Regions from separate parts of the Homo sapiens genome. Here all the other regions are linked to region 1. The links are chromatin contacts, found by Hi-C or POLR2A ChIA-PET in ENCODE. All regions are on one chromosome and are shown on one strand. Each heading gives the region's core, a stretch centred on a gene start or an enhancer-like site at or near the end of the contact. The rest is flanking DNA. Distances are from core to core; before and after follow the strand shown. Region 1 holds the start of NDUFA9 (NADH:ubiquinone oxidoreductase subunit A9). Region 2 has its middle 20 kb from the start of LINC03141. Region 3 overlaps LOC124900317 (a long non-coding RNA gene).

The links. Hi-C counts contacts between places; a loop is a spot of excess contacts on that map. ChIA-PET counts read pairs that join two places held with the same protein, here RNA polymerase II (POLR2A). Pooled maps may share reads with other maps.
Region 2: a loop to region 1 is called in a map of CD8-positive, alpha-beta T cell, with 23 times the contacts of the local background. The contact joins the enhancer-like site here to the promoter of NDUFA9 in region 1. A Hi-C loop is called at or near these places in 1 of 168 maps with a recorded cell type or tissue (CD8-positive, alpha-beta T cell) and 5 of 50 pooled maps. POLR2A ChIA-PET finds 5 or more read pairs at or near these places in 1 of 52 experiments (K562).
Region 3: a pooled map shows a loop between it and region 1 (2.9-fold over the local background). The contact joins the enhancer-like site here to the promoter of NDUFA9 in region 1. A Hi-C loop is called at or near these places in 2 of 37 single-sample maps with no recorded cell type and 6 of 50 pooled maps.

Annotation. Positions count from the first base shown.
Region 1 is chr12:4,647,864-4,651,304 of GRCh38, reverse strand. NDUFA9 (NADH:ubiquinone oxidoreductase subunit A9) reads right to left here and starts at 2,191. Exons shown (of 11, transcript NM_005002.5): 1 at 2,130-2,191. The coding sequence starts at 2,178. AKAP3 (A-kinase anchoring protein 3) reads left to right here and starts at 2,254. Exons shown (of 6, transcript NM_001278309.2): 1 at 2,254-2,560. RefSeq lists enhancers at 1,766-2,421, 2,290-2,499, 2,780-2,829.
Region 2 is chr12:4,030,117-4,033,557 of GRCh38, reverse strand. No RefSeq gene overlaps it. Among named protein-coding and RNA genes, the nearest start is that of LINC03141, 20 kb to the right of the region's middle. RefSeq lists a silencer at 2,157-2,396. Within about 2 kb of position 1,622, at least 21 of the 41 ENCODE cell types and tissues checked have a DNase peak (open chromatin) inside an H3K27ac peak, as active enhancers do.
Region 3 is chr12:4,105,067-4,108,507 of GRCh38, reverse strand. It overlaps LOC124900317 (a long non-coding RNA gene), which reads left to right. Exons shown (of 4, transcript XR_007063173.1): 4 at 1-3,441. Among named protein-coding and RNA genes, the nearest start is that of LINC03141, 95 kb to the right of the region's middle. RefSeq lists enhancers at 684-743, 831-1,125. Within about 2 kb of position 1,672, at least 3 of the 41 ENCODE cell types and tissues checked have a DNase peak (open chromatin) inside an H3K27ac peak, as active enhancers do.

The DNA of each region.
Region 1 (3,441 bases), core at 942-3,441:
TATTATGAGTACTATTAGAAGAATGATATTCTTTATTAATTATATATTCATTATATTTCTCTGCTTAAAAACCTACATTAGTTTCCTACTGCAATACCCAAACCAATAGTCCAGACATATTTGCTTGCACACTGCATTAATTTTTTTAAGTATTTATTTAAAAAATTATATGCACGTTCTATGTAGTACCAATATGATATACACATTATAAATCATACATTACTTAGAATAGTGTGTGGCATACAGTTTAAACTACATAAGTGTTAGCTATTATTACTATAGAAAGCAATTTTTAGGAGTTCTAATTTATATTTCCACAACTTATTAGGTCCTCTTGCACAACTCCCTTTGGAGACTACCGATCTAAACTCTGCTTGGCTTTCAAAGGTCTCCATTGTCTGATCCCATCTAACACATTCAACCTCCTTTTCCACTATCCCAGATATTCAGGTAGTCATTTCACTGCCTCTTGAATACCTCATGACTCCATTCTCACCCACTTGTCTTTGCCAGAGGACTTTCCAGATCATAACAGCCCTAAAGAGACCAGTGGGAGCACTACAATTCTCCACTGGTCTTCCAATCATCCCTCAGTACCTCAAATGATACTAATCTTTCCCTTTTATGATTTCCTGTGATACTTAATAGTCTTGCCACACTTAACTATATATAGTTGTCTTACACAGTTCTGTCCTATAGTGTGTGGATTATGTTACATACTAGACTTGCCTCTACAGAATTTACTCAAAAACTTACTTTACCAGACAATAACGCAGAGTGGTTAAGAACACAAGCTATGGTGTCAGTCAGAGGAAAGTAAGTTAAAAGAGGAAAATTAATAAAAATACCTAGAACTGGAGATTGCAGATAGCAGGTACTCAATAAATAGTGATTACCATTCACAATCTACATTACGTCATACAATTGTAATAGTTTAACAAGAACCAGCAAATGTCTTTGCAAAGACATTGTGACTACAAAACCATCCACTATAAGTGATGTGCACCACCACCTTCCCAGTGGTATGCAGGAGTTCTACCCAAGATGGAAAACAAAAAAAAAAGGATCCTCTAAACACTCCTAATTCTTGCCTCAGGCTGAACATCAAGCCTATCTGTGGTGCTTTTAAAAATTTAAGGTGCAAGGAGCTAATCTCACAAATTCTGACTCAATAGCTCTACACTCAGTCCTCATTTCTAATTTTTATAAAGCTTTACGAGTGATTCTGACATGAGCCAATTTTGAAAGCAAATGATATTCTGTAACGACTAAAATACACTAAGAAAAATACAACTTTGGGGGTTTGATTGGAATATGTTTGTGGAAGAGTAGAGGGTGAAAGGACAATGATGAAGTGTAACCGTATTTCTAATTTCCTTGCTTTTTAGTGAGTGGAAGGACAAATGTATGTTTTCAGTTTGAGGAGTGGGAGCAGATCCAATCAGAACAGAAGAGAAACTAAATAATGCTAACAAATTCTAACATAGCCTTCATTCTTCACTTTCCTTTCCACCAAGCTCCTGATTCTTCTCTCCTCAAACATCACTCTCTCCCCCAGACCCCAACGCACTTTGCCGAACACATTCTACATCCGTAGAGACGCTTTTGGGTAAAAGGATGCTTTTACAAATATTAGCTCATTTAATCTTATCAGAGACTCCCTGGTATTGTAATATTATCATTTCCATTGTGCTCATATGAATTGAGACCCATTAAGGGTTTGCACAAGGTCATAAAATCAATCTAAGAAAACCTCTCGCCACTAGCCTTTTTTCCCTCCCTTACACATTTCTCCCCCCGCCCCATACAAATATTTCTCATAACCCTAAACCCTTACAACCATATCAGAATTCTGATTCTCTCGATCCCTAACGTGTCCCCCGCATTCTCCTCTTCGCTTACAGCTGCTTAAGATCTTTTGTCCCCTCCCAAGGTGGTGCACAATTGAATATGTGAGCCGGGGAAGCGGAAAGCGAAAGGAGAAACCAGACTGAGGCAGCTCCAAACCTAGAGAAACCAGAGTGTGCCTAGGAAGTTGGCGTGACCGCTGCAGCACGGTGCCACTTCCAAAACCTTAAATCCCCGTCTCGGAATCCCGACCAGGGGCCGCCGTTCCCGGTAACACTTACGTGACATTGACAGGACCCGGACAACCCGGGATTGTGCGGCAGCCGCCATCTTTTCCCACAATCCCCCACGACAGCACTCCCGGCTGACTACGGCTGCTAAGCTGGGTCAAAACTTACCTTTCTCGCCTGTCTGCGCAAGCGCTAACCAAGAAACGACGGTTTCGGGTAGATTGTTGGTTAAGAAGAAAGCTGGGAAAGTGAAGGAGAGGGGGAAGAAAGGAAGTGAAAAGACTTTGGCTGTTGGAATCTCAGATCTGGAATAGGCTGTATAGGCTATTTATAATCTCTAATTGCCGAGGAACCTGAAGTTCAGAGTTAACCAGTGACTGACTCAGGACATGCAAAATGGCAAGACCCGAGGTAGAAGAGCTCACCTTTCCTGACTCTCAGTTTCCTGTTCCCTGAAAATGTAAGCTAAGCTGGCAGCCCTGGTGAGTCCGGAGGAAGAAGGAGGCGTAGCCCTCCGCGCTCAGGAGATCCAGGGCCCAGGAGAGAGAAAAGGGGGGACAAGAACGAGGGGAAAAGTGGAGAAGAGAAACCAAAATAGGGTGTGTCCCAAGTAAATAAATGTGCGTCGAGCCCGCCAAGCACATTCTCTCATAGGGACCCTTGCGCCTGCTGTTCGCGTTTCCTGGAATGCACACTCAGGTGTCTGCACCAGCTCAAGTCTCTGCTCAAAAGTGACCTCTTCGGATAAAACTTCTCTGACCATCCTATCCAAGGTGGTAATTATTCCACCAATTTTTGGTTTAAGTTTATATACCAAAGCACTTATCACCAACTAGCATATGAATCTAGGAGTTCTTAACCAGAAGTGTGATTCATGAGTGGGCTTCGGGAAATCTGTGAACTTCCTGAAATATTATGCAAATTTAGTGGCCATGTGTGCCATCTGAACATCTGTCTAAGGAGAAACTGCAGATGGCTCTCTCTAGCGCAATGGCTTGTAATTTTTTCTTTAACTGTGGTCACCTTTGAGAATCTGCATTGTTCTACAAAGAGCCATCTAGAAACTGAGGAAATTCCAGGTTAGACTAAGCGCTTGGATTTTAAAATACTTTATTCTGGTCAACCTCTCCAGATTGCTGGGTAGGAGATGGCAACCAGTGATCCTGTGAAACATACCTTAGGCTTATCAGAAAACCACCTAGTTTGGGGAGGGCGGGTTCTTTCTAGACTTGGTAATCCTTCCAGTGCTTTGTTTTTTCAGGAAAAGTATGTGTTTCTGGGATAGACAAAAAGGCCTGTGATGAGTAGGGATGTAGAAGTTGCTTATTACTAGGCTTGAAATCTTGGCTGTTTCCACTCTATC
Region 2 (3,441 bases), core at 373-2,872, 620 kb after region 1:
ATTTGCAGTCCTGTTTCCAGGAGATCCAAGCTTGGCAAAGGCATAGCATGATTCATCTGAATCACAAGAAGTTGGAGAAGGCAAGTGAGGTGGAGAAACCAAGGCAGAGTGCGAAGAGTGGCTGCCTCAGGCTACAAAACCAGGGCAGGAACTGACAGTACAAACAGAATAAATAATACTGATTCACAGGCCAGAGAAACCTGTCGCCAAAAAATGCCCTGTTGCAATCTCAGCTGGTAGGCTGTGGATGGCCTGATTTACAACCAGTTTCAGAGTTTAATGAACTCTCAGGTCACCTTTATCTATATAAAAATAACAACAAAAAGACCCCTAGTGCTATGCAGTTTTCAAAGCAATTACTCACACATTATTCCATTTCATCGTGGAGTGTCAGAGTTGTAAGGGACTTTAAGAGGTCAATTAGCTTAATCCCTCATCCTGCTGCAGATGAAAAGGAGACTGAGAATAGGCAAGTGACTTGCCCAAGGTCACACCCCTGTGTTAGCAGCACAGTGCAATGCTCTTTTTTACCAAACCACACTTCTCACACACAGAAGTAGCCAGTGCTCCAATGGTCTCTTGATTCAGAGCGCTCTAAGAGTTTCACTCTGCCTGGATTTCAAAGCCCTTCAAAGGAGGGAGGGTGGTGCCTGCCTTATCTTTCAAAGATTCCCAAGCGCAGAGATTCTATGGCATCTCTCTGGTCAACTCTTTTTTTTTTTTTTTTTTTTTTTTTTAGACGGAGTCTCACTCTTGTTGCCCATGTTGGAGTGCAATGGTGCAACCTCGGCTCACTGCAACCTCCGCCTCCCAGGTTCAAACGATTCTCCTGCCTCAGCCTTCCGAGTAGCTGGGATTACAGGCAGTTGCCACCACGCCCGGCTAATGTTTTGTATTTTTAATAGAGACGGGGTTTCACCATGTTGGCCAAGCTGGTCTCGAACTCCTGACCTCAGGTGATCCACCCACCTCGGCCTCCCAAAGTGCTGGGATTACAGGAACGAGTCACCGCACCCAGCCTCCGGTCAACTCATAATTTGCTGCCACAGTCGGCTAATCTGGTCTTCACAGTATTGTATCCCCATTACCAAGAGTGCCTAAGCTATTAACCCACCAGTAACAGGTGCCAAATTGCCTCTTCTTCTGCACAAGATGTTCGTTTAAAATCAAATTGCACATAAACCCCTCCAGTCCCAACTCACTTCCCTCAGCCCTCGGCCTTTTTTGGTCTTCTTTCCCCTTGGTGCTCCCAATCCTGCCTACTGGGCGTCTCTAAGATGACGTTGGGAGGGGAAGCTGGGTGGCCTGGGGGAGCAGCTATGGAGTTGTGCAGGAGCAGGCGGGCAAGTCACAGGGCTTTATCCACCCCGCGCCCACAGGCCCCAGGAAGGGGTACCGCGATCGCCTGATGTCACTACACTCATGGACTCTTCCAGACCGGCTCTCTCATCTTACAGATGGGGAAACTGAGGCCGGGAGTGCAGAAGGGGCTTGCCCAAGCACGTTAGTAAGACTAAGCTGGGAGAACACGCCAAGTTTCCACACTCCCAGGCCAGCTCACTTCCTCTACTGTCCGCCTTCCCCTTCGCCCATGAGGAAACTGAAGCTTAGGGAGGTGGAGAGATGACCTAGAACCGCTCGGCTTCCCCAGGCCGGGTCCAGGAGCAGAAGCGCGGAGAGAGGGGAGAAAGGGAGGCCGGGACCGGGCACAACTCCAGGGGGCACTGCTCGCCCCGCGGTCTACGTGCCCCCCGGCCCTTTGTGCCCTGCTGAAGTTGGGGAGAGGGCGCAGGGAAGAAAGGGCAGGTGCCCTGACCCTCCAGAAAACCAGCCCCTCGGGGCCGCCCAGAGTCGGGGAGGCCTGGCCCCCGGCACTGCCCACGGCCTCTCCTCCGGGGAGACGGGGTCCGAATGCCTTTCCCCATTCAGCGGGATTATCCCTTTTGAATTGTTTAAAAAAAAAAAAAAAAAGCTGCAGCTAGCGAACCCTGCCTGACAACACCGAAGGAATTTTTCCCAGGGATCGGCCGAAAGCTGACTCACATTTAAAGGCTTGCCCGAAGTGGTCATGCCCCTCTGAGCAAATACCACAGGCATGCGAGCACGCGTCCGCGGCCTCCTGGCGGCGCGGCCTCCGGGCGCGGCCGGCGATTGGAGCAGCGCAGCGCCCCTTCTCCCCCGCGCAGCCAATCGCAGCGCCGCGCCTCTGGGTTGCTAGCCGGGCCGCCGGGCGCGGGGAGGCGCGGGCGGGGAGTTGTCCCTGCTCGTTTCCCGGCCCCGGGCGGGGGCGCGGCGGGCGGGCGGGAGGCTCAGGCAGTGGGTTTCGGCAAGTATGGCCCTGGAGGGAAAGCCAAGGAAAGGGCTGAGCCACCTACGCCGCAGGCCCTTTGAGCCCCGCGGTCCCCCTCCGGAATGTGCGCGGCGGCGAGAGGCGCTCGGCCTGGGCCCGGCTTGGAGGCGCATTGCTGCGCATCTTCCCCGGACCGCAGGAGCCTGGCCTGCGAGCCACCCTCGCCTGCCTCAAAACTCCGACGCCCGGCAGTCATCTCCTGGCCACTCCACCATTGCAGAAGGCAGCGGGGGGAGGGGGGCACGGGCTCATAAATCGCGGAAGAGCAGTCAGAGACCCTAGTTCACAGCTACATTACAACCAGATTAACGTGCGATCCTGGCCAAGGCTTCTCACAATTGTAGTTCTGGTGTTTTGGGGTTTTTTTCTCGTGTTTCAAATGAGAGGTTTGAGCAGGATCATTAGAGTCCTTGGCGCTAAGATTCAGGTTCTTGTAAGAACCGAGATCCAGTTCTTATACTTCAGCCCCAAACGATTTTCCACGCAGCGGCCCAAGTGCTTTTCTCAACATGTAAATGGCATCATGTCATTCCCCCACCTTAGTACCTCTGAGCATCTCTGTCCCTCTCCATCCAGCTTTATCCCAGTGGTCTTTCTGGGCTGCTTGAAATTACTGCCCCTCTCCCCCAGCTTTTTCCTGCCTCAGGCCTTTGCGCGTGCTGTTTCCTTCACTATCTCTTGGCCAATTCCTAACTCATCCTTCAGGTCTCCGCATAAATGGCATTTTACTAGTGAAGCCTTCCCTGTGCCCCAATCTGAATGAGGTCCCACTGCTACTCCCACGTGACACCCTGCGGTTTTCCATCATGCCTATGTTAAAAGCTGTAATTTTCTAATTTTATTTGCTTACTATCTCTTCCACTAGAAAGGACAGAGGCCACTTCTATTTTGTACCCCATCAGAACAGTTAAATTATCCCCAGGTAAGTAAAGAATTATCATACCCATTTAACAGATAAGGTGGTGGAAGTTGAGACAGGTTAGATAACTTACCTAGGTTCAAATAGCCAAAGGTGTTAGAACCTATGGGCTTCTACTTCTGTCAGGAAATTGGATTATAAAATAATAGGCCTTCCAAGAAATAGCAAATAA
Region 3 (3,441 bases), core at 423-2,922, 540 kb after region 1:
TTACTGCTCAGGCCATCCTAGGGATGAAGAAAGTACTGGGCCAAAGAGATCCATGGGCATCCGTGTAGGGAGTGCCAAGAAATTAGGATTATCCTGCCTCGGCGCCCAGCCAAGGTTAACAAGCTTTATGGTCTGTTCGGCAAACCTGAGGGGACCCGGTCCTCCATTGTGGGATGGGAGTTGAAGGAAACAGTGTTCAGGTCTGGCCCAAGCCAAAACCCATCTATTGCAACCTACCATTTCTTTTCTGCCTACTTCTTCTATTTACTTTTTCTGTTGTTGTTGAGACCAGGTCTTGCTCTGTTGTCCAGGCTGGAGTGCAGTGGCACAATTATAGCTCACTGCAGCCTCAATCTCCTGGGTTCAAGTGATCCTCCTGCCTCAGCCTCCCGAGTAGCTTGGGACCACAGGCACATGCCACCACACCCAGCTAATTTATTTTCTTTTTGTAGAGACAGGGTCTTGCTATGTTACCCGGGCTGGTCTGGAGCTCCTGGGCTCAAGCGATCCTCCTGCCTTGGCCTCCCAAAGTGTTGGGATTACAGGTGTGAGCCACTGTGTCTGGGCACCTTCTTTTTTTTTTTTTTTTTCTTTTAAAGAAGGCTATTAAGTGTCCAGTGCCTGGAAAGTTCCTTTCTTTCCTGAATTAATATACCAAATTAGTTCCTGCTAAAGTGTTAATGACTAACCCCAGTTTCACTTCTTGTCAGCAATCTGCCCTCCTCCATAAAGGGTTGAATAAATAGGACTTTTAGACATAAGTGACCGAGTCTGTGAGGGAGTAAATTTTGAGCAGGGGGAGCTCTCACGCAGGGCTCTCCAATTTACACTGCGGAGGTAGCTTCCTTTTCCACCTCTGCAATAAGCCAACCAACCCTACAAATATCTGGTAGAAAGAAGGGCTGTTCCAGTGAAGAGTCAATTAGTATGAAGACCGCCATCTACTGGCAGATGATATCTACTGGCCCCATTGGTGCGCTAGATAAGTTTTGTCATTGCAGGGGGTTTCCCGATTGGGTTGCTTGAATGCTGAGAACCAGTCCTCTCCCCCATTCCTTTTGCCTAATTTCCCTTTTACATTATTGCTTTGTTACTTTGATTCCTCAACATATACAGTATTTCACAGAGCCTTTATGCTACAGGGGATCTTTGGAGGGTATAACTGTTGTGTGTCATTAACACTTTAGTATAAATTAACTCAATTGACTACCACTAGTCCAGAAGTTGAGAAATTCCAGTTTGTCCCCTTTTTTCTCCCTTTCTTCCTCTCTTTCTCCTATCACTGAATATAGAAGTCAGGCTCAAAAACACATCTTAGCTCTGGAGAGGAAAGGACTTCAGGACATTTTCATTTACCAGAAGACAGCTGTGGAAGTTTTAAAACGGTATCAGCACACTGGCCTTCCTTACTCCATCAAATCTCATGTGTGCCCTTCTCGGAGTCTCTAAAACAAATGCAACTCCAGGAAGTCTCCCTAGTCTCTGAGATCCCGTATTTCCAGTTCCTTCACCCCTCTAGCTGTCTGCCCCATCTTTTTTAACAAGAAGCGTAAATATCTCCACTGTATTCTTATGCACATTTCATGTGTGGTGCGTCTGTTTCATGTGTGGTCTGTCTGGCCTCTTGTCATGGGCTGTTTACTTCCTGGAGGCACTTTGGTTTTTCTTTCTCAGTATTTCACCATTGCACTAAGTCTAAGTTGTGGCACTGATCACGGTATGTGCTGCCTGCACATTGTGAGATGTTCCGTGGTCAGGGTTCGAGCAGTGGGGAAATGGTGGCTCGGAAGGTCTTGGTGAAGCTCATAACATGTTCTATGTCTCTACACACCTATTTATAGGTGTGGTTTGCAAGGAGGGGGTATTAGAACCACCGTTTACAACCTGGAGTGTGAGTGTCCCTGAAGAGACAGGAAGACTTCCCAGGGGGTATTTGGGCATGAATTGTTTCAAGGCACTCCATTTCCAGATGCTGAATGCCGTATCTGCCCTTCCCTGAACTGATCTAGCAGACAGTGCACCTGCAGCTGGGGGGTCGGGCTGGTTCTCTGGTCCTGCCTGCCCTTTCTCAATAGCGCTTTTCCCACTTTACAAAAGGAAAAAATTCTGTTAACTCTCTCTCATCCCAAATCTTACTTACTATGGTGCATTAGGCCAAGTGTACAAACTTCCATGGCATCCAAAAAAGGACAACTGAAAATATTAATGAAGGCAACATAAATCTCTAAGGTTTTGTGTCTCTCTCTGTCTTATACATACGTCTGTGACGGGCAAAGCATGGAATTAGACACAGGGCAAGATAGGTTGTGTGGTAAGGCAAAAATATGATACCAATATTTGTCTAATGAGTCCCCTCATCCTTCCCCCAAGGATTATCAAAGAACATATTGCCATCATGCAAATCTCATGAAAATAAAATAAGGTTAGTGAAGGTAGGAAGTATTGAGGGTGGTGGCACATTATTTCATCCCGGTGATAAATTCATGGTACAGCTTCATGCTCTATCAATATCTATCTATCTATCTGTCTGTCTGTCTATCTATCTATCATCTATCTATCTATCTAATCTAGTATGTCTACTATCTTAGAATTAGAATGCAGAATGTTTGTCTTGGGGACATATATTAACTCATTGATTTGGCTTGAAAAATGAAAACTGGACGAGCACGGTGACTTATGCCTGTAATCCCAGCATTTTGGGGGGCCGAGGCGGGCAGATCATGAGGTCAAGAGATGAAGACCATCCTGGCCAACATGGTGAAACCCTGTCTCTACTAAAAATACAAAAATTAGCTGGATGTGATTGCTTATGCCTGTAGTCCCAGCTACTCAGGAGGTTGAGGCAGAAGACTCACTTGAACCTGGGAGGCAGAGGTTGCAGTGAGCCGAGATAGTGCCATTGCACTCCAGCCTGGCAACAGAGAGAGACTCCGTCTCAAAAAAAAAGAAAAGAAAAAAAAAATGAAAACTAAGTGTTTTGGTGGGGGACAAAGAATAAGTCTACTCTGGGTGATTAATTTTATGACCCACTTCAACAATTACCTTAAAGTGCCATAAACTGAATGTGCTAAATTTTCAGCTCTTAAAATTTCCACAATAAAAATAAAGTATATGATAATATAAAATCAATGTACAAAAAAGTTTTGGTAAACTTATATTGAAATGAAAGATATTTCAATTTCTCCAACCCTTTTTAAGTATATCAAATTAGAAGGTGTCTTTATGAGAAAGAATAACAAGCATAATTAACAATCATTTAATAAGTCTTGATAAAGTATTTTAGGTGATTTCCCAGAAAAAGAGGACTTAATGACCACAAAGACTAGGTAATAAATATTTGCAAGTCAGATGTTTTCCAATTCTTTGCTTTCAACAATATCAGAAGAGGACCTAATGGAGTTGTCAGCTGATAGATTATTAAAAATAATTCTTGATGATAGA